Regions from separate parts of the Homo sapiens genome. Here region 1 is linked to region 2. Evidence: read pairs that join two places in POLR2A ChIA-PET (ENCODE). Cell type or tissue: PC-9. All regions are shown on one strand. Links, peaks and the distances in the headings refer to the core of each region. The heading gives the core; the rest is flanking DNA. Region 1 overlaps LINC02341 (long intergenic non-protein coding RNA 2341). Region 2 has its middle 50 kb from the start of TNFSF11.

Region 1 (11,221 bases), core at 4,594-7,093, 60 kb after region 2:
TCGAAATATTTTGGATTATGTTTTATTGCTTTTAACAATAAGTTATGAATATTGTGTCAATCAGTTTTTCTACAGCTATATTTTTTCTGAATAAAGTTTTATTGGAACACATGAAATCCATTTGTTTATATATTGTCCATGGTTACTTTTGTTTATTTGTTTTTTTTAATTTTTTATTTTATATTTCTGTGAGCTCATAGTAGCTATATATATTTATATGGTACATGAGATGTTTTGATACAGGCATCCAATGTGTTTACATCACATCATGTAAAATGGGGTTTTCATCCCCTCAAGTATTTATCCTTTGTGTTACAAACAATCCCATTATACTCTTTTAGTTATTTTTAAATGTACTATTAAATTCTTATTGACTGTAGTCACCCTATTATGCTATCAAATGCTGGGAATTATTCATTCTTTCTAATTTTTTTGTACCCATTAACCATCCCCACTGTGCCCCCACCCCAACCCTCCCACTACCCTTCCCAGCCTCTGTTAACCATCCTTCTGCTCTTTAGCTCCATGAGTTCAATTGTTTTGATTTTCAGATCCCACAAATAAATGAGAATATGCTATGTTTGTCTTTATGTGCCTGGCTTATTTCAGTTAGCATAATGACCTCCAGTTCCATCCATCTTGTGCAAATGACAGGATCTCATTCATTTTCATGGCTGAATAAGTACTCCATTGTGTGTATATGGGACATTTTCTTTATCCGTTCATCTGTTGATATACACTTAGGTTGCCTCCAAATTTTGACTATTGCAAACAGTGCTGAAACAAACATGGGAGTGCAGATATCTCATCAATATACTGATATCCTTTCTTTCAGGTATATGCCCAGCAGTGAGATTGTTGGATCACATGGTAGTTCTATTTTTAGTTTTTTGAGGAACTTCCAAACTGTTCTCCATAGTGGTTGTGCTCATTTAAATTCCCACCAACAGTGTACATGTGTTCCCTTTTCTCCACATCCTCAGCAGCCTTTGTTATTGCTGTCTTTTGGATATAAGCCATTTTAACTGGGATGAAATAATATCTCACTGTAGTTTTGATTTGCATTTATCTGATGATCAACAGTGTTGATCATCTTTTCATATATCTGTTTGCCTTATGTATGTCTTCTTTTGATAAATGTCTATTCAAACATTTTGCTGTTTTTAATCAGATTATTATATTTTTTTCTATAGAGTTGTTTGGGCTCCTTATATATTCTGTTTATTAATCCCTTGTCAGATGGGTAGCTTGCAAATATTTTCTCCCATTCTGTAGGTTGTCTCTTGACTTTGTTGATAGTTTCCTTTGCCGTGCAGAAGCTTTTTAACTTGATGAGACCCCATTTGTCCATTTTTGCCTTGGTTGCGTGTACTTGCGGGGTATTACTCAAGAAATCTTTGCCCAGACCAATGTCCTGGAGAGTTTCCTTGATGTTTTCTTGTAGTAGTTTCAAAGTTTGAGGCCTTACATTTCAGTCTTCAATCCTTTTTTTTTAATTTTTTTTAATTTTGATACAGAGTCTCTCACTGTCACCCAGGCTGGAGTGCAATGGCACAATCTTGGCTCACTGCAACCTCTGCCTCCTGGGTTCAAGCGATTCTCCTGCCTCAGCCTTCCAAGTATCTGGGATTACAGGTTCCCACCACCATGCCCAGCTAATTTTTGTTATTTTTAGTAGAGATGGGGTTTCACCATGTTGGCCAGGCTAGTCTTGAACTCCTGACCTCAGGTGATCCACGCACCTTGGCCTCCCAAAGTGCTGAGATTACAGGCGTAAGCCACCATGCTGGACCTTTAATCCATTTTGACTTGATTTTTGTATATGGCAAGAGATAGAGATCTAGTTTCATTTTTCTGCATATGGATACCCAGTTTTCCCAGCATCATTTATTGAAGAGACTGTCTTTTCCCCAGTGTACGTTTTTGACACCTTTGTCAAAAATGAGTTCACTGTAGGTGTGTGGATTTGTTTCTGGGTTCCCTATTCTGTTTCATTGGTCTACATGTATGTTTTTATGCCAGTACCACGCTATTGTGGTTACTATAGCTCCGTAGTATAATTTGAAGCCAGGTAACGTGATTCCTCCAGTTTCGTTCTTTTCACTTAGGATAGCTTTTGTTATTATGGGTCTTTTGTGGTTCCATATAAGTTTTAGGATTATTTTTTCTCTATTTGTGAGAAATGTCATTGGTACTTTGATAAGGATTGCATTGAATCTGTAGATTGCTTTGGGTAGTGTGGACATTTTTACAACATTGATTCTTACAATTCATGAACATGGAATATCTTCCCATTTTTTTAGTGTTTGCATTCCTTTGATGGGTATTTTATAGTTTTCATTATAGAGATCTTTCACTTCTTTGGTTAAATTAATTCCTAGGTATTTAATTTTATATGTGATTATTGTAAATAGGATTACTTTTTAATTTATTTTTCAGGTTGTTCACTATTGGTATGTAGAAATGCCAAATTTTTGTGTGTTGATTTTGTATCCTGCAAGCTTACTGAATTTGTTTATCAGTTCTAATAGTTTTTTGGTGGAGTCTTTAGGTTTTCCCAAATGTAAGATCATATTATCTGCAAACAAGGATAATTTGACTTCTTCCTTTCCAATTTGGATGCCCTTTATTTCTTTCTCTTGTCTGATTGCTCTAGCTAGGACTTCCAGTACTATGCTGAATAACAGTGGTGAAAGTGGGCGTCCTTGTCGTGTTCCAAATCTTAGAGGAAAGGCTTTCAGTTTTTCCCCATTCAGTATTATATTACCCGTGGGTCTGTCATATACGGCTTTTATAATGTTGAGATATGTTTCTTCTATACCCAGTTTTTTGAGGGTTTTCATCATGAAGGGGTTAACTTTTATCAAATGCTTTTTCAGCATCAATTGAAATGATCACATGATTTTTGTCCTTCATTCTGTTAATATGATGTATCACACTGATTGATTTGCATATGTTGAACCATCCTTGCATCCCAAGGATAAATTTCACTTGGTCAGGAGAAATGGCCTTTTTTAATGTATTGTTGTTTTGCTAGTATTTTGTTGAGGATTTTTGCATCAATATTCATCAGAGATATTGGCCTGTAATTTTCTTTTTCTTTTTTTTTTTTTGATGTGTTTTTGTCTGGTTTTGGCATCAGGATAATACTGGCCTCACAGAATAAGTTTGGAAGTGTTCCCTCCTCCTCTATTTTTTGGAATAATTTGAGTAGAATTCATATTAGTTCTTTTTAAAATGTCTGGTAGAATTCAGCAGTGAAGTCATCAGGTCCTGGACTTTTCTTTACTGGGAGACTTTTTATTACAGCTTTGATCTCATTACTTGTTATTGGTCTGTTCAGGTTTTGGATTTCTTCATGGTTCAGTCTTGGTAGATTGCATGTGTGTAGGAATTTGTCCATTCTTCTAAATTTCCCAATTTATTGGCATATAGTTGCTCATAGTAACCAATAATTGTCCTTTGAGTTTCTGCAGTATCAGTTGTAATGTCTCCTTTTTCAACTTTGAGTTTATTTATTTGGATCTGCTTATTTTTTCTCAGTCTGGCTAAAAGTTTACCAATTATGTTTAACTTTTCAAAAACCAACTTTTTGTTTCATTGATCTTTCGTATTATTTTCTTTATTTCAATTTCATTTTTGTCTGATCTTTATTGTTTCTTTTTCTTCTACTAATTTTGGCTTTGGTTTGCTCTTGCTTTTCTAATTCTTTGAGATGCATCATTCTTTTTTATGAAGTTTTTCTTCTTTTTTAATGTAGGCACTTATAGCTACAAAATTCCCTCTTAGTACTCCTTTATACAGCCATATTTCAAGGCTACATATATATCTACCTCAATTTATTAAGCTGGTGCTTTATAGTTAAACATTTAGGTGTTCCCCATTTTCTTTGCTCTGAAGTATGTTTTGATGTTTCAAATTTTCTAATGTTAATAAATAATGTTGTTTAGTGTTTCATTTGCCTGTTTTTTTATTTTACAAAATGGGATAATATGGTGTTTTATGCTCTGCTTAAGTCACTCACAATACATTATAAACACCTCTCTGCATCAGTGAACATGAACTACAACATAAAGTCAAAACCTTGCCCCTTCTCAACAGCTGCATCCACTAATAAGCAATACCCAAAAAAGTTTTTTCAAGTTGGGGCTTTGTAAAAACCATTACGGAACACAGAATTACATCATGAATTAAATATAGTTTATTATCAGATGAACTGAATAGGAATTTGAATTAAACAACCCACAACCAGAACATTTATTTATTTATTTAATATGGAACTCTCTTCTTAACTAGTAATGGCCCCTCCTTAAGAGATGTGGCCAAAAGCAAGTTTTCTGTTCTGGTTATTGACCCGGACCTATTTAAGAGGTTATTTGCTGGTCCTTGTTACACTCTACCTGGGCCCAGAAACCACAGTAAACATCATTAGATGGTATCAGGATTTATCTACAAATTGTAGAAAATCCCAGGCCTTTCTGCAATTACTCAAAAGTTGCTTTTTTATTTTTAAGTGTAGAATCTTCATTTCCTTAGTTCTAACCACGTCTAATTTTATTTACTACTTCCTTGGTTCTAACCGCACTATTTCCTTGGTTCTAAGCACGTCTGTCATTTCCTACTTTATAGATTCTAATTATATAATGAGACAAACTATATGAAGGACTCAGTGTGGCACATAGATTACTCCAATTACTCAATAAGAGTTATTGGTTACTATTAGCTATACGAATGCTGTAAATACAACTCTCCTATGAGTCTAGAGAAAGACTGCTGTCAAATGTCTCACTGTGGGAGGAGGAAGGGTTTTAAAGCTCCCTTAGCTTTTGGCAAGACAGGATCAATTTCTAATCTGTGTAATTCCTGAAAGACTTTAACCTCTCCATTGTGTAGTGTTATTTACTTTCTCTATATTTCTCATTCTCACAATAGCCCTCCCCAGCAGCTATAATTATACTTAAGAGGCAACCTTTCTTACCTTTCTTCTGCTCCACCAGACCCCTTCTATAGAACATTAATCATAATGATATGTACGTATATTTACACATCTGAACAGAAAATTGGATTTCGGACAGATAGACACACAAGGAATATGTGTATCTGTTACACAAGCCGTAGTCTAGCTGTTCCTTCATCATTCCATTTGTGAACTGGAAATGACAAAGTATTTGCAACATTCCTAATTATGTTAACAAATATGAAAATATTTAAATGACAATAATTAAGCTCTGATGAATGAAAAGCTTTCAGAAAGAAGTGCTAAAGTATGTAAACTCACTTATTAAAGTAGTGTTAAGTAGTGTTGGTTTTGCTACTATGGTATTTAGACACCAGAGGGTTTTTTTTAAATAATTTCAAATTTCATTTTAGATTCAGGGAGTACATGTGTAGGTTTGTCACATGAGTATATTGCATAACGCTGAGGTTTGGCATATGGATGATCCTGTCGCCCAGGTAGTGAGCATAGTACCCAATAGTTAGTTTTTCAACCCATGCCCCTCTTCCTCCTTCTCCACTCTAGTAGTCCGCAGTGGCTATTATTGCCATCTTTATGCCCATGAGTATCTAATGTTTAGCTCCCACTTAAAAATTAGAACATGCGATATTTGGTTTTCTGTTCCTGCGTTAATCTTTGAATAATGGCCTCCAGATGCATCCATGTTGCTGCAGAGGACATGATTTTATTCTTTTTATGGCTGCATAGTATTATATAATGCATATGTACCAATTTTTTTTTATCCAAGCCTCCACTGATGGACACCTAGGTTGCTTCCATGTCTATTGTGAATAGTGTGGTGATAAACATATGAGTGAATCTTTTTGATAACATATGAGTGTGTCTTTTTGGTAGAATGATTTATTTTCTTTTATATATATATACCCAGTAATGGCATTGCTGGGTCAAATAATAGTTCTGCTTTAAGTTATTTGAGAAATCTTCAAACTGTTTTCTACATGGCTGAGCTAAAAACATTACTACCAACAGTGTGTAAGTGTTACCTTTTCTCTACATTTTTGCCAGCATCTGTTGTTTTTTTGACTTTTTAATAGTAGTCATTCTGACTGGTGTAAGATGGTATCTCACTGTGGTTTTTATTTGCATTTCTCTTATGATTAGTGACATTGAGCATCTTTTCACATGTTTCTTGACCACTCGTATGTCTTATTTTGAGAAGTGTCTGTTTACGTCTTTTGCCCATTTTTTTATTATACGCTAAGTTCTGGGATACATGTGCAGCATGTTACATAGGTATACACATGCCATGGTGGTTTACTGCACCATCAACCCGTCATCTACATTAGGTATTTCTCCTAATGCTCTCCCTCACCTAGCCCCCCCAACTCCCCAACAGGCTCCAGTGTGTGACGCTCCCCTCCCTGTGTCCACATGTTCTTGTTGTTCAACTCCCACTTATGAGTGAGAACATGTGGTGTTTGGTTTTCTCTTCCTGTGTTAGTTTGCAGAGAATGATGGCTTACAGCTTCATCCATGTCCCTGCAAAGGACATAAACTCATCCTTTTTTATGGCTGCATAGTATTCCATGATGTATATGTGCCACATTTTCTTTATCCAGTCTATCATTGATGGGCATTTGGGTTGGTTCCAAGTCTTTGCTATTGTGAACAGTGTTGCAATAAACATATGTGCACATGTGTCTTTATAGCAGAATGATTTATAATCCTTAGGGTATATACACAGTAATGGGATTGCTGGGACAAATGGTATTTCTGGTTTTAGTTCCTTGAGGAATTGCCACACTGTCTTCCACAATGGTTGAACTAAATTATACTCCCACCAACAATGTAAAAGCATTCCTATTTCTCCACATCCTCTCCAGCATCTGTTCTTTCCTGACTTGTTGATGTGTAGTGCTATTTCTGAGGCCTCTGTTCTGTTCCATTGGTCTATATATCTGTTTTGGTACCAGTACCATGCTGTTTTGGTTACTGTAGCCTCATAGTATAGTTTGAAGTCAGGTAGTGTCATGCCTCCAGCTTTGTTCATTTGCTTAGGATTGTCTTGGCTATACGGGCTCTTTTTTGGTTCCATATGAAATTTAAAGTAGTTTTTCTAATTCTGTGAAGAAAGTCAGTGGTAGCTTGATGGGGATAGCATTGAATGTATAAATTACTCTGGGTAGTACAGCCATTTTCACGATATTGATTCTTCCTATCCATGAGCATGGAATGTTTTTCCATTTGTTTGTGTCCTCTCTGATTTCGTTGAGCAATGGTTTGTAGTCCTCCTTGAAGAGGCCCTTCACATCCCTTGTAAGTTGGATTCCTAGGTATTTTATTCTCTGTGTAGCAATCGTGAATAGGAGTTCACTCATGATTTGGCTCTCTGTTTGCCTGTTATTGGTGTCTAGGAATGCTTGTGATTTTTGCACATTGATTTGGTATCCAGAAATTTTTCTGAAGTTGTTTATCAGCTTAAGGAGAATTTTGGGCTGAGATGATGGGGTTTTCTAAATATACAATCATGTCATCTGCAAACAGAGACAACTTGACTTCCTCTCTCCCTATTTGAATACCCTTTATTTCTTTCTCTTGCCTGATTGCCTTAGCCAGAGCTTCCAATACTATGTTGAACAGGAGTGGTGAAAGAGGGTATCCTTGTCTTGTGCCGGTTTTCAAAGGGAATGTGTCTAGCTTTTGCCCATTCAGTATGATATTAGCTGTGGGTTTGTCATAAATAGCTCTTATTATTTTGAGATATGTTCCATCAATACCTAGTTTATTGAGAGTTTTTAGCAAGAAGGGGTGTTGAATTTTAACATAGGTCTTTTCTGCATCTATTGATATAATCATGTGGTTTTTGTCTTTGGTTCTGTTTATGTGATGGATTATGTTTATTGATTTACATATGTTGAACCAGCCTTGCATCCCAGGGATGAAGCCAACTTGATCATGGTGGATCAGCTTTTTGATGTGCTGCTGGATTCAGTTTGCCAGTATTTTACTGAGGATTTTCACCTCGATGTACATCAGGGATATAGGCCTGAAATTTTCTTTTTATGTTGTGTCTCTGCCAGGTTTTGGTATCAGGATGATGCTGGCCTCATAAAATGAGTTAGGGAGGATTCCCTTTTTTTCTATTGATTGGAATAGTTTCAGAAGGAATGGTACCAGCTCCTCTTTGTATCTCCGGTAGAAGTTGGCTGGGAATCTGTCTGGTCCTGGGCTTTCTTTGGTTGGTAGCCTATTAATTACTGCCTCAATTTCAGAACTTGTTACTGGTCTATTCAGGGATTCGACTTCTTCCTGGTTTAGTCTTGGGAGGGTGTATGTGTCCAGGAATTTATCCATTTCTTCCAGATTTTCTAGTTTATTTTCATAGAGGTGTTTATAGCATTCTCTGATGGTAGTTTGTATTTGTGTGGGATCAGTGGTGATATCCCCTTTTTCATTTTTTATTGTGTCTATTTGATTATTCTCTCTTTCCTTCTTTATTAATCTGGCTAGCAGTCTATCTATTTTGTTAATCTTTTTGAAAAACTAGATCCTGGATTCATTGATGTTTTGAAGGGTTTTTCATGTCTCTGTCTCCTTCAGTTCTGCTCTGATCTTAGTTATTTCTTGTCTTCTGTTAGCTTTTGAATTTGTTTGGTTTTGCTTCTCTACTTCTTTTAATTGTGGTGTTAAGGTGTTGATTTTAGATGTTTCTTACTTTCTCCTGTGGGCATTTAGTGCCATAAATTTCTCTCTAAACACTGCTTTAGCTGTGTCCCAGAGATTCTCTCAGGTAGTTCTTATGTATCTGAAAATGTCTTTGTCCAGATGATGAGTTAATGGGTACAGCACACCAACATGGCACATGTATACATATGTAACTAACCTGCACGTTGTGCACATGTACCCTAAAACTTAAAGTATAATTAAAAAAAAAAAAGAAAAGGTCTGTGTCCACCCATATACTTGCATAATAGTTTAGCTGGGTATGGAATTTCAGGTTACAAATCATTTTCCCTTAGAATTTTCAAGACATTGTGATGGAATCTAAATTTTTATCACAGGCTATTTATCAATTCAGTAATTTATTCTCTTTATGCTTCTGTCTTTCCAACCACAAACTTTCATGTAGACAAGAACAATGGGTTGGTGTGGAAGATGAGATACTTGTGAACAGTCCAGTTAGCAACTGGGCCAAACTCCTTAGGTACATCTGGTCTTTCCTACATAAAGAGAACTCATGGAAGGGAACCAAGGAGTCCTAAAAATTCTTTATGAAAACTCAACAGCAGTGATCAAGTAATACTGCCTTATCTGCTGCATTTGGACAAAAAAATACATGGCTTATTGCGAAGAGAACTTCACTTTGTAACAAACACAGCTGATAGTTTGGTCTTCATGCCATCTTCAGAGAGGTGTCTTTTGGGGCATTGGCTAATGCAGCCTACGATGAGTGGGGGTGACTTGGTTGATGCAGGTTTGTCCTAAATGTCTGTTCTTCCCTTCTGGTACCAATGGATTAGCCTGGCATAGTCTTCTCAAGGTGACAGCAGAAGTACAAGAGAGGAGAGGAAACACAAGGCTTCTGTGGTTTTGCCCAGAATGAGCACAGTATGACTTTGGCCTAATTCTGTTGGCAAAAGCAAGTCCTATGTCCAAACCCAAAGCCAAGAATCTCAGAAGTACATCTTTCCCACATTGCGAGTGCATTGTGGAGAACAATGCAGATACAGAGAGGAGGAAAATGTTAGAGCCAATAACACTATCTATTGAAGATTCTAGTAAACAAAAATATTTCTTAAAACATTAATGTGCACAATACATGTTTACAAAAGGGAGATGCTTTTCCCTATGAGGTAGTTTCTGGCTCTGTACTTCCAAACAAAATATATCTTCAAACATAATGAGGAACATTGTTTGTTTGTTTGTTTGTTTTTCTGAAGTGTCTGGAGTTTGCTGGCAGCATGATATGCTCTGCCTATTTCTTTGTTGTCTGAGAAAAGCACAGACTCTCTTTGCGTGATTTTGATTCAGTTTCTCTCTGAGAAAGGCCAAGATGTGGTGGAAGAATGTGTGTAGGGTTGGGTTAGGGGAATTAAAACATTTCAATTAGGTAAATGACCAGTTAATGGGTGCAGCACACCAACATGGCACATGTATACATATGTAACAAACCTGCACATTGTGCACATGTACCCTAGAACTTAAAGTATAATTTAAAAAAATAAATAAATTAAAATATATATATATATGTATATACACATGTAAATTTTGCCACTGGAGGAAAACAATAACAACACAACTGTATTTAGACTAACTTCCTTGCAGACAGACATGCCTTACCCTCCCTGGAGTCCCTGCCTAGATTCTCAGCCTGGCAGGCTGCTACTTGGGAACTTGGGCAAGTCGCTTTACTCTCAATTTCTTGTTCCATAAATGGGAACTAAAGGGAGGGAGTCCTACTTAACTCTAAAGGTGTGTAACAAATGACATAGAAAATGGGAAAGAATGATGAAAAACTGCAAAATACTGCCCACAAATAGCCGTGGCAGATCATCTGAAATCTGGGCCGTTAACCAATTTAGCACATAAGCTTAAGGAGGCTGAAGTTACTCAATGGTTCAAGCTACTTAGGTTTTATCCTCAGGAAAAAGTTGTTCCAATACGCTTAGGGGTTAGTTATTCCCCCTAGGGAAGAAGGCTTAGGAGATAGATGCAGGACAACTTGGATGCTTCTGGAAAGAGAGGTTCTGGGAATCCCTAACCTTGAACAACCTGTTTTATCATGTTTTTTGAGGTTATAGACTGTGTTGAGTATCTAAAGAAAGCTATGTCTCCTCCCCTTAGGAGAAAAAATGCATCTCTGCATATGAATGCATCATTTCGAATATAATTTTAGGATTTGGATGGGGAATGTTCCTCCCAGAACCTCTGCTTCAGACAAATAGTGCCTGGAACTATGGGGGCACTGTCCATGCTTCCTCAGAACCCTTAACCAGGATGACTCCATCTGGAGTTTGACAGAAAGGGCTGGGTCTTCCTGCCTCTTTCTTCATTTTTGGTCTTCTCCTCTCAACAGACAGAAAGACAGAAATTTAGTTCCAAGACACTAGTGTTTATTGGCCTGGCTTATTCTTTAAAGGCTATATTGCACCAGCAATTCTCTGGACATTCACTTCTCTTCCCAATCTACTTCTCCTCTTCCTCCTCTGTCTCTGATTCACCTCAACTACTGCTGCTGCTTCTATTTCTCCTGCTCCACTTCCT
Region 2 (11,221 bases), core at 3,213-5,712:
TGGTTGATTTCAGGGCTGGGACAGGGAAAATATAAAATGAGCAGTACTCAAAAAAAAAAAAAAAGGCACGGAGAGAGGGGGGACGTGGACATTTTGAAAGGGCACAGAAACCTACCTGAAAGAACTCCCAATGGCCAAATGCAAAACAGAGCCACAGAATGATGATAGCATTAGATCATAACCCAAAGGATAACATAAATATCCTTGAGTCTGTAAGTCTATACTGATATAAATAATAACTGAATAAATAAAAGGCAGAGAAGAAATAACTTTTCTTTACAGACTCCCACTAGTAAATGTAGAAGGAGCAAGGAAACTAGAAAGTCCCCACAATTACAGCACAGTGGAAATTGGTGAGGGCAAGATTTGTTAACGGATGATAAAATTAGTGAGCAAATGTTTAAGGTTATTTGTATAGTCTCAAAGCATATCTTCCAAAATATACACATAGTAATTTTAAAGGGAGAGATGGAAATTTTACATTGGAAAAACCTTTAGCCAGGTGATCAAGGTTAACATGATCAGTAACAAGGCAAGTGAACATCAGGTACCTCTGGTGATGCACTGAGAAAGATACACGTCCCTGTGATACCTCCCCAATAATACATGACTTCAATCTAATCACGAGAAAATTCCAGGCCGGGTGCGGTGGCTCATGCCTGTCATCCCAGCACTTTGGGAGGCCGAGGCGGGCAGATCACAAGGTCAGGAGATCGAGACCATCCTGGTTAACAGGGTGAAACCCTGTCTCTACTAAAACTACAAAAAATTAGCTGTGTGTGGTGGCGAGCCCCTGTAGTCCCAGTTACTCGGGAGGTTGAGGCAGGAGAATGGCATGAACCCGGGAGGCAGAGCTGGCAGTGAGCCGAGATCACGCCACTGCACTCCAGCCTGTGTGACAGAGCGAGATTCTGTCTCAAAAAAAAAAGAAAGAAAGAAAGAAAGAAAATTCCAAACAAACCCAAACTGAGGAACGTTTTACCAAACAGCAGTAGTCTTCAGGAGTGCGAAGGCTCTGAAAGACAAGGAAAGTCTGAGAAACTATCACAGATTGAGGGAAACTAAGGAGATAGACAACTAAATGCAAAGGGGGATCCTGGGACAGAAAAAAAGAGAAGACCTTTGGTGGAAAATCTGGTAAAATATGAATAAAGTCTATAGTTTAGTTAAATGTATTGAATCAGTATTAATTTCTTAATACTGATCAATTTACTAGTATGTATGATGTTAACATTATGGAAAACTGCATGAAGGGTATATGGAAACTCTGTTCTGATTTTGCAACTCTTCTGTAATTCTAAAATTATCTCAAAATCAAAAGTTTTAAAAATAAAACCGAAAGAAATTAAGCAGCATGTCTCTTCTTGCTACAAATGGATTTGAGATCCTTCAGGGATTATATGTGTTTCCTGTTGCTGCTGTAACAAATTACCAGAAACTTAGTGGCCTATCACAACACAAACTTGTTACCTTATGGTTTTGTAGGTCAGATTTGAGATATGTCTCACTGGACTACAGACAACGTGTCATCAGGACTGCGTTCCTTTCTGGAAACTCCATGGAAGGATTTTCTTGGCTTTTTTTCAGTTTCTAGGAACTGCCTGCACTTCTTGGCTCTTGACTCCTTCCTTCAAAGCCGGCCATGGTCGGTCACACTGCCATCTCTCTGATCTGCCTCCCTGGTCACATTCCCCTCTCCGACTATAACCAGGAAAGGTTTTCCTTTTTTTTTTTTTTTTTTTTGGAGAGGAGTTTCGCTCCTGTTACCCAGGCTGGAGTGCAATGGCACGATCTCGGCTCACTGCAACCTCCGCCTCCCAGGTTCAAGTGATTCTCCTGCCTCAGCCTCCCAAGTAGCTGGAACTATAGGTGTGCGCCACCACACCCAGCTAATTTTGTATTTTTAGTAGAGACAGGGTTTCTCCATGTTGGTCCAGCTGGTCTCAAACTCCTGAACTCAGGTTATCCGCCCGCCTCAGCCTCCCAAAGTGCTGGGATTACAGGCATGAGCCAGCGTGCCCAGCTGGGTTTTCCTTTTTTAAGGACACAGGTGATTAGATTGAGCCCACCTGAATAAGCCCATCTCAAAGTCTTTAACTGAATCCCATCTGCAAAGTTCCTTTTGCCACATAATGAAACTCAGTCACAGGCCTAGAGGATTAGGACATTTGTGAGGTGGGAGCCATTATTCTGCCTACCACAGAAACATGTCAGGGAAGAGGAGAAGCCAGCACCAGAGAACCCTCAAAAAGTAGGTGAGACAAATTTCCATAGCATCCTGCAGTGTCTATCACATAAGAAGTTCTTCATTAATTAATGACTGCTGATTTATACTGAAAACGAAATTACCCCACCGTTGCCACTAGTCCTTCAGTCAATGTACGACTGCCTCCTGGGTGGTTCATGTCTATCCAAATGGCGTTCCTCTTTCCACTATGAAGGCCCCACCTTTTTAGGATCTGTATCTTCAGACCTCCCCATTCTCAAGCAGGGCTGGGTCTGGGTGTCCTAGGAGTACCAGTAGTCATCCTGTCCTATGACATATCTGCTTCAGTGTCCCCCAAGCACAGGGTAAGTATTTAATGAATGATTGTTACAGTGAACCCTCAGGCAGGAGTTGCCTTCTGCTGTGTGTGCAGTGGGCCTATACATTCTTGCTTCAGATCTGTTTTGACCTGTTAAGAATGGAAACCCGTTTTCACTCTGCCTCCAAAAGAAGTGTGTGAGAGGGAATGGGAAGCGGTTCTATCCATAATTTTGATGTGACAGAGCAGATAACGTTTTTATCATGGTCTTTGATGCAAACAGGGAGAGTCAGGCTGAAAACACAATTTTCATGGATGATTTAAATGTTTACAAATCTTAGCACTTTGAAGCATCTTATGCAATGCATGTACCCTCGAATTATTCTCAGAGATTTATGTGAATAAATGCATATTTTATTCATGGGTCCTTCACAGGCTCTGTTAATAGTTTTTAGACCCATTTGGTAAAGCAGCTAAACTTGGGCTGCACATTGGCACCACCAGAGGTGCTTTTAAAAAATGCTGATATCTGCACTTGCCCTCAAAAATTCTCATTTAATTATTCTGTTAAAGTTTCAGATATTTGTATATTTCAGATCTCCAAATGATTCTAACATAAGACCAGGAAAGAAAACCACTATGCTAAAGAAATCACGTGTGTTTCTTCATATTAAAGCTGAAATGTGCCTTGCTGGATGGGGCGAGGTAGCCACCCTTAGGTGAAAATATGCGTCTATTTCTTATGAGCAAGTAACACCCACACTTTAATCTTTCTCTGCTAAGGTCTAACCAGCAGTCTATTCACTCCTGCTCCAAATTTTTTACTCACTCCTCTCCCAGTTGTTCCTGCCCCCACCCTGCCTCTTTCTCTTTGATCTGTTGCTGAACCAGGACTAATTCTCCATCTAATGCCCTGCAGCAACCTTCACAAAGCCCCATTTGCCACTCTCCTGACCCTGCTGCTTTCTTTCATCCTCGTGTCACACATCCTCACTCCTCACAATCCTTTGCTATTTCTAAACACAAATGATGGGAAGAATCGGGGGGGCAAGGAATTCAGGTGATATACTGTGACTGCCAGAAAAACATGCTTCTCAGATCTGCAACTACAGCAAGCACATGGATTGCTGGCCCCGAGTGCTACGCTCTGAAACCCGCCATTGCCTTAGCACAAGGCCAGCTCCTCACGCCCCCACATCACCCTACTCGGTTGCTCCCCATCAATAGCTAAGACAACGGCAGGATCCTAAGTCTGGCCCGTCCCTGGGAGCCTCAAGCTTCTCTGACTGATCACTTTGACTCAAGGCTCCCCATCAGCCTTGCCAGGCTTACCTACAACTGCACTCAAGTTAGGACTCCTCATCCACCCCTTATTCCTTCACTCTCTCCCTCCCAAAGTTCAGACCAACAGCTGGCACTATCAGCTGTCACAGCCCTTCCTAGCTTCCTCTCTATTTTCCCTCCCAGGCATCTTGTTGGTAAATTTCTTGCACATCTAATTCCAACTTGGTGTCTGCTTCTTGGAAAATCCTAAGTAGCACCTTACTACAGGAGGAAGCTATAAGAATAATTGAATTTTACTCTAAAAGAAGATGACTATTTTAACCATTTATTTAATAATCATAAGCTAGTATGTATATATACATATGCATGGATATCCTCTCATTTAAAAAAAAAAAGATATATTCAACAGAAACCAGGTGTCTTCAGAGGCTCCCTGATTAAATAAACCTTTTTTTTGTTTTTTTCAAAACTGGCTACTCTTTGGGTCACCCAGAAAACTTTTTAAAGATGTCGATCCCCCTCTTGAGATTCTGATGCAATTAGTCTGGAGTAAGCCTGGAAATTGGCATTTAAATACCTCCCTAGATGACTCCAGTGTGCAGTAAGGTTTGAGAACCCTACCCTATAGGTACACATAGGGACAGGCCACAATTTACAATACCTACAAGATGTCAACTGCCCAGCTGCTCAGGAGAAATGTGGTTAATCATCATCCTGAGGGGAGAGGAAAATTTCTTCAGCAGATCATCATAAAGGAAACACTGTGGAATGTCATCAACCACATCCTTGACAACATCCCTGCAGTAAACACAGAAATAAGCTTCATAGAATTGCTTCCTATGACATTCCTCAGTGTCGCCAGGTTCTTTCCATGTGCTACCACAGTGCAAGCAAGTTCTGTTCCCGTACAAATTTGCAGAGGAATTTTCCACTTTGGTCAGTGGTATCTCTTCCTGAGCAGGCTTCATGCTGTGTCTGGGGGTAAAGTCTGTGGTTGGACACCAGGGGTACCAGAGAACATCTACTTTTACCTATTTCCTATATTGGAATTCTGCAGAAAGGTGTGTTTGACCAAAAGAGTCTACTGCTAAGGAGTGTTTGAAAATCACTCTCCAGTCAGCAGGAAGAAAGTAACCCTCTCATTCTTTAATGATTCTAGTTTCATCCTGATTGAACTCACAACAGACCATGACTTCAGAGTCTCAGAAATAATTAACTTCACTATGAGATGATCAATGAAGATGAACTTCAGACCATGACTCGATACCCAAGCACACAGTACACAACTGGCCAGGAGTGACATCAGTGCTGAGATGGATCCCCTCCAGCTGACACCAGGCCACATCAGACCAGAGAAACAAATTCCTCCCATATGGCCAGAAAGTTTTATGGCAGTAACACTAAGACTGACAAAGTCACTGTTTCATAGTTAATTATTTTCATTTCCTCATAGCCATGGAGAGAAACTATCTAAAACCTTGAATTTGAGGAAATGAGTTCGTGAAAATCTAGCTCTCCTGGGACATGATACTATAACTCATCAGAAGGGCCAACCCATTGACATTCTTGACTCTAGGCTCTAATCAGGCTACCCACCATCTTCAAGAGGCGTACCCTAGTAAACCTGCCAGCTTGGACACAAAACACACCTTCAGCAGTTGGCTGTGCCTGACCCACACCAAGGCTGCATGCTGAACTTCTGGATTCCTTTCCCTGAGCTTCCCGTCCCAGCATTCTTGCAACCAACCTGGAATGGCAGGGTTGAGTTTTCTCCATCAGTTATGATGTTCTAACCTCCTTGTTTGTTGAGCTGCAGTTCACAGCAACTTCAGTGAAATGGATTAGAAATGTTTTAATGTTCTACTACCTATGGATTAATATATGTTTCAAGGACATTGTTTTTTAACTGATGGAGAGTGCATGCTCTCGGTATTACAGATCAACTATGGTAGTGATGTTGAATAACTTAAGTAGGAGCTGAATTGAAAACTGTAAAAACAAATAGCAATAGTGGAATATAATTTCCAAAATGAGTCTTTATGCTAATCCAGATGAGTGAACAACATTGTTCAAAGAAGCAGAGTTCAGGGACACCCAGTAGAGGAGAGCAAAAGAAGAGAAAAATTATAACTGCTGATCAATTTGGATTATTGTTATTATATCACCGCTATTCTTGACTTTAAACAGACATACATAGAAAACTCTTATGTGGTACTAGAGTTTTATTTTTTAATTTATAACTTGAAATGCACATTCACCTACAAACTCCATTTCATTTTCTTCAACAAATTACTGTTCTCCAAGAATGGTGGAATAGAAAGAGCCATTGTTACTCTCCTTACAAGAAGAAAGGGAGCCCCCTATGACTGGTAGCATTTTGGAGGCAAGCCATCCTCACCTGCCCTGCCAGTTTATCAATCCCTAACTTCTGCTAAAGGCTAAAGTGTGGAGATAATTAATCTATCAGATTCTTTCTGGAAAAAAAATCTTGATAATGCAGGTATATTTTAAAAATCCATGAGCATATGAGAAAAATAAAGCTACTAAAGTAGGATAAATGTGGAGAATGGCTAGAAGATCAACATCTCCACCATCTTGATTTTGCTCCATTTATCAGCATCTCCACCATCTTGGTTTTATTCCATTTTGCCAACATCTCCACCATCTTGGTTTTGCTCCACCTCAGCCTTAGCTACAGACCTGATCCCAGCAGAGCATGGATGAGCCAAAGGGCTCAGCACTGAGATTCCTTTGGAGTGTTAATACTGTTCAGTTTCTGTTCGTTCTTTTCTTCTGCTTGCCACCATTCTGGGTCCCCATGCTGCTGCCTCAGTGTGGTCACATCAGGGCAGCTTGGGAAGCAGTCACATGAGACAGGTTCTCCCCGTGGAGTTCATTCAAGGCTTGTGGAAGGCTTACTGGTTACCAAAATAAAATCTGTTCTCTTTTCATTTCAAAGCCTGTTCAGTTCTTCATGTGCCTAATGACATGAGTGGAACTGAAAACCTGACAATTTGCTAAATTCTTCACTTCTCTTAAAATCTGCAAAACCTTTACTGAGACAATGCAAAGACAGCTGTTGAGATCTTTTTTCCATCCTGAGTGAAAGGCAGGACGAGGAAGTTTAAAATGAAGGACTCCAGTAGTGCCAACCAGGCTGAGAGGAAATGAGCATAAAGCCAGCCTGTGGAAAATGTCAGTAAATCAGGTCTGGAAATTGGCTTTCTTTTTTCTTCCCTTAAGGCAGAGAAAGTGAAGGAAGGAGTGAGAGGTTTTATCAAATTGGACTTTACTTCATTATTCTCACTAAATCACGAATTCCCCACTCCAGGGTAACCTCACCCGGGGTGATGCTTTTTTAAATGAGGTGTCTTTCTCAGACATGTCTAGTCACAATTCACTGGTGACTGCACAAGAAGGTTAAAAATGGGAGATTCTGCTGTTAAAGATTTGAGGTAGGCCTGGGGTATTCTTAAATTTATTGAATCTTTTCTATTGTGTGTCTGTGTCTGTGAATGTGTAGTCAGTGGCATTTTAAAAAATAATTTTTTAAAGATCTTTTAAGAGCATTTTTGTCATGTCTATAAATTTAAAAAAAAATGTGATTACTGTGGAAAATGTATCAAAAGGAAATATTCAGAAATATGCACAAAAGTTTAGTGACAAAGAGGTTTATCATTGCATTTTTTTACATATACTTTAAGTTCTGGGATACACATGCAGAACATGCAGGTTTGTTACATAGGTATACACGTGTCATAGTGGTTTGCTGCACCCATCAACTCGTCATCTACATTAGGTATTTCTCCTAACGCTATCCCTCCCCTAGCCGCCCACCCTATGACAGGCTGCAGTGTGTGATGTTCCGCTCCCTGTGTCCATATATTCTCATTATTCAACTCCCACTTACAAGTGAGAACATGTAGTGTTTGGTTTTCTGTTCTTGTGTTAGTTTGCTGAGAATGATGGTTTCTACCTTCATCCATATCCCTGCAAAGAACATGAACTCCCTTTTCTATGGCTGCATAGCATTCCACGGTGTATATGTGCTAATTTTCTTTATTCAGTCTATCATTCATGAGCATTTGGGTTGGTTCCAAGTCTTTGCTACTGTGAACAGTGCTGCAATAAATATATGTGTGCATGTGTTTTTATAGTAGAATGATTTATAATCCTTTGGGTATATGCCAAGTAATGGGATTGCTGGGTCAAATGGTATTTCTAGTTCTAGATCATTGAGGAATCGCCACACTGTCTTCCATAATGGTTGAACTAATTTACGCTCCCACCAACAGTGTAAAAGCATTCCTATTTCTCCACATCCTCTCCAGCATGTTGTTTCCTGACTTTTTAATGATTGGCATTCTAACTGGCGTGAGATGGTATCTCATTGTGGTTTTGATTTGCATTTCTCTAATGACCAGTGATGTTGAGCTTCTCTTCATATGTTTGTTGGCCGCATACATGTCTTCTTTTGAAAAGTGTCTGTTAATATCCTTCGCCCACTTTTTGATAGGGTTGTTTGTTTGTTTTTCTTGTAAATTTGTTTAAGTTCTTTGTAGATTCTGGAAATTAGCCCTTTGTCAGATGGATAGATTGCAAAAGTTTCTCCCATTCTGTAGGTTACCTGTTCACTCTGATGATAGTTTCTTTTGCTGTGCAGAAGCTCTTCATTTTAATTAGATCCCATTTGTCAATTTTGGTTATTGTTGCCATTGCTTTTGGTGTATTAGTCATGAAGTCTTTGCCCATGCCTATGTTCTGAATGGTATTGGCTAGGTTTTCTTCTAGGGTTTTTATGGTTTCAGTTCTTACATTTAAGCCTTTAATCCATCTTGAGTTAGTTTTTGTATAAGGTGTAAGTAAGGGGTCCAGTTTCAGTTTTCTGCATATGGCTAATCAGTTTTCCCAACACCATTTATTAAATAGAGAATCCTTTCCCCATTGCTTGTTTTTGTCAGGTTTGTCAAAGATCACATGGTTGCAGATGTGTGGTGTTATTTCTGAGGCCTCTGTTCTGTTCCATTGGTCTATATATCTGCTTTGGTGCCAGTACCATGCTGTTTTGGTTACTGAAGCATTGTAGTATAGTTTGAAGTCAGGTAGCATGATGCCTCCAGATTTGCTGTTTTTGCTTAGGATTGTCTTGGCTATATGAGCTCCTTTTTTGGTTCCACATTAAATTTAAAGTCGTTTTTTCTACTTCTGTGAAGAAAGTCAGTGGTAGCTTGATTGGGATAGCGTTAAATCTATAAATTACTTTGGGCAGCATGGCCATTTTCACGATACTGATTCTTCCTATCCATGAGCATAGAATGTTTTTCCATTTGTTTGTGTCCTCTTTTATTACCTTGAGCAGTGGTTTGTAGTTCTCCTTAAAGAGGTCCTTTACATCCCTTGTAAGCTCTATTCCTGGGTATTTTATTCTCTTTGTAGCAACTGTGAATGGGAGTTCACTCAGGATTTGGCTCTCTGTTTGTCTATTATTGGTGTCTAGGAATGCTTGTGATTTTTTTGCACATTGATTTTGTATCTTGAGAGTTTTCTCAAGTTGCTTATCAGCTTATGGAGTTTTGGGGCTGAGACGATGGGGTTTTCTAAATATACAATCATGCCATCTGCAAACAGAGACAACTTGACTTCGTCTCTTCCTATTTGAATACGCTTTATTTCTTTCTCTTGCCTCATTACCCTGACCAGAACTTCCAATACTGTGTTGAATAGGAGTGGTGAGAGAGGGCATCGTTGTCTTGTGCCAGTTTTCAAAGGGAATGCATCCCGCTTTTGCCCATTCAGTATGATATTGGCTGTGGGTTGTCATAAATAGCTCTTATTATTTTGAGATATGTTCCATCAATACCTAGCTTATCGAGAGTTTTTGGCATAAAGGAGTGTTGAATTTTGTCAAAGGCCTTTTCTGCATCTATTGAGATAATCATGTGGTTTTTGTCATTGGTTCTGTTTATGTGATGGATTATGTTTATTGATTTGCATTTGTCGAACCAGCCTTGCATCTCAGGGATGAAGCTAACTTGATTGTCGTGGATAAGCTTTTTGATGTGCTGCTGGATTCAGTTTGCCAGTATTTTATTGAGGCTTTTCACCTCGATGTACATCGGGGATATAGGCCTGAAATTTTCTTTTTTTGTTGTGTCTCTGCCAGGTTTTGGTATCAGGATGATGTTGGCCTCATAAAATGAGTTAGGGAGGATTCCCTGTTTTTCAATTGTGTGGAGTCATTTCAGAAGGAATGGTATTAGCTCCTCTTTGTACCTCTGGTAGAATTTGGCTGGGAATTCGTCTGGTCCTGGGCTTTTTTTTGATTGGTAAGCTATTAATTTCTGCCTCAATTTCAGAACTTGTTATTGGTCTATTCAGGGATTCGACTTCTTCCTGATTTAGTTTTGGGAGCATGTATGTGTCCAGGAATTTATCCATTTCTTTTAAATTTTCTGGTTTATTTGCATGGAGGTGTTTATGGTTTCTCTGATGGTAGTTTGTATTTGTGTGGGATCAGTGGCGATATCTCCTTTATCATTTTTTATTGTGTCTATTTGATTCTTCTTTCTTTTCTTCTTTATTAGTCTGTCTAGCGGTCTATCTATTTTGTTTATCTTTTCAAAAAACCAGCTCCTGGATTCTTTGATTTTTTGAAGTGTTTTTTCGTGTCTCTATCTCCTTCATTTCTGCTCTGATCTTAGTTGTTTCTTATCTTCTGATAGCTTTTGAATTTGTTGGCTTTTGCTTCTCTAGTTCTTTTAATTGTGATATTAGGGTTGATTTTGATCTTACCTGCTTTCTCCTGTGAGCATTTAGTGCTATAAATTTCCCTCTATACACTGCTTTAGCTGTGTCCCAGAGATTCTGGTACAATGTGTCTTTGTTCTCATTGGTTTCAAAGAACTTATTTATTTCTGCCTAATTTCATTATTTACTCAGTAGTCATTCAGGAGCAGGTTGTTCAGTTTCCATGTAGTTTTGCTGTTTTGAGTGAGTTTCTTAATCCTGAGTTCTAATTTGATTGCACTGTGGCCTGAGAGACTGTTATGATTCCCTTTCTTTTACATTTGCTGAGGAGTGTTTTACTTCCAATTATGTGGTCACTTTTAGAATTAGTGTGATGTGGTGCTGAGAAGAATGTATATTCTGTTGATTTGGGGTGAAGAGTTCTGTAGATGTCTATTAGGTCCACTTGGTCCAGAGCTGAGTTCAAGTCCTGAATATCCTTGTTAATTTTCTGTCTCATTGATCTGTGTAATATAGAGAGTGGGGTGTTAATATCTCCCACTATTATTGTGTGCAAGTCTAAGTCTCTTTGTAGGTCTCTAAGAACTCACTTTATGAATCTGGATGCTCCTGTATTGGGTGCATATATATTTAGGATAGTTAGCTTTTCTTGTTGCATTGATCCC

The links. Peaks named below come from ENCODE experiments on the same cell type or tissue, not always from the same donor. Only the 100,000 strongest peaks of a DNase experiment are listed, where the experiment ranks them.
Region 1: POLR2A ChIA-PET joins it to region 2 with 6 read pairs; 3 of 35 experiments call an interaction of 5 or more read pairs at or near these places.

What each region holds. Positions count from the first base shown.
Region 1 is chr13:42,459,688-42,470,908 of GRCh38, reverse strand. All of the region lies in intron 3 of LINC02341 (long intergenic non-protein coding RNA 2341), which reads right to left. Among named protein-coding and RNA genes, the nearest start is that of LINC02341, 40 kb to the right of the region's middle. In PC-9, for the core only: no CTCF peak of the experiment used is centred there; no DNase peak of the experiment used is centred there.
Region 2 is chr13:42,518,707-42,529,927 of GRCh38, reverse strand. No RefSeq gene overlaps it. Among named protein-coding and RNA genes, the nearest start is that of TNFSF11, 50 kb to the left of the region's middle. RefSeq lists an enhancer at 5,336-5,455. In PC-9, for the core only: no CTCF peak of the experiment used is centred there; a DNase peak (open chromatin) is centred at 4,567; H3K27ac peaks cover 299 bases.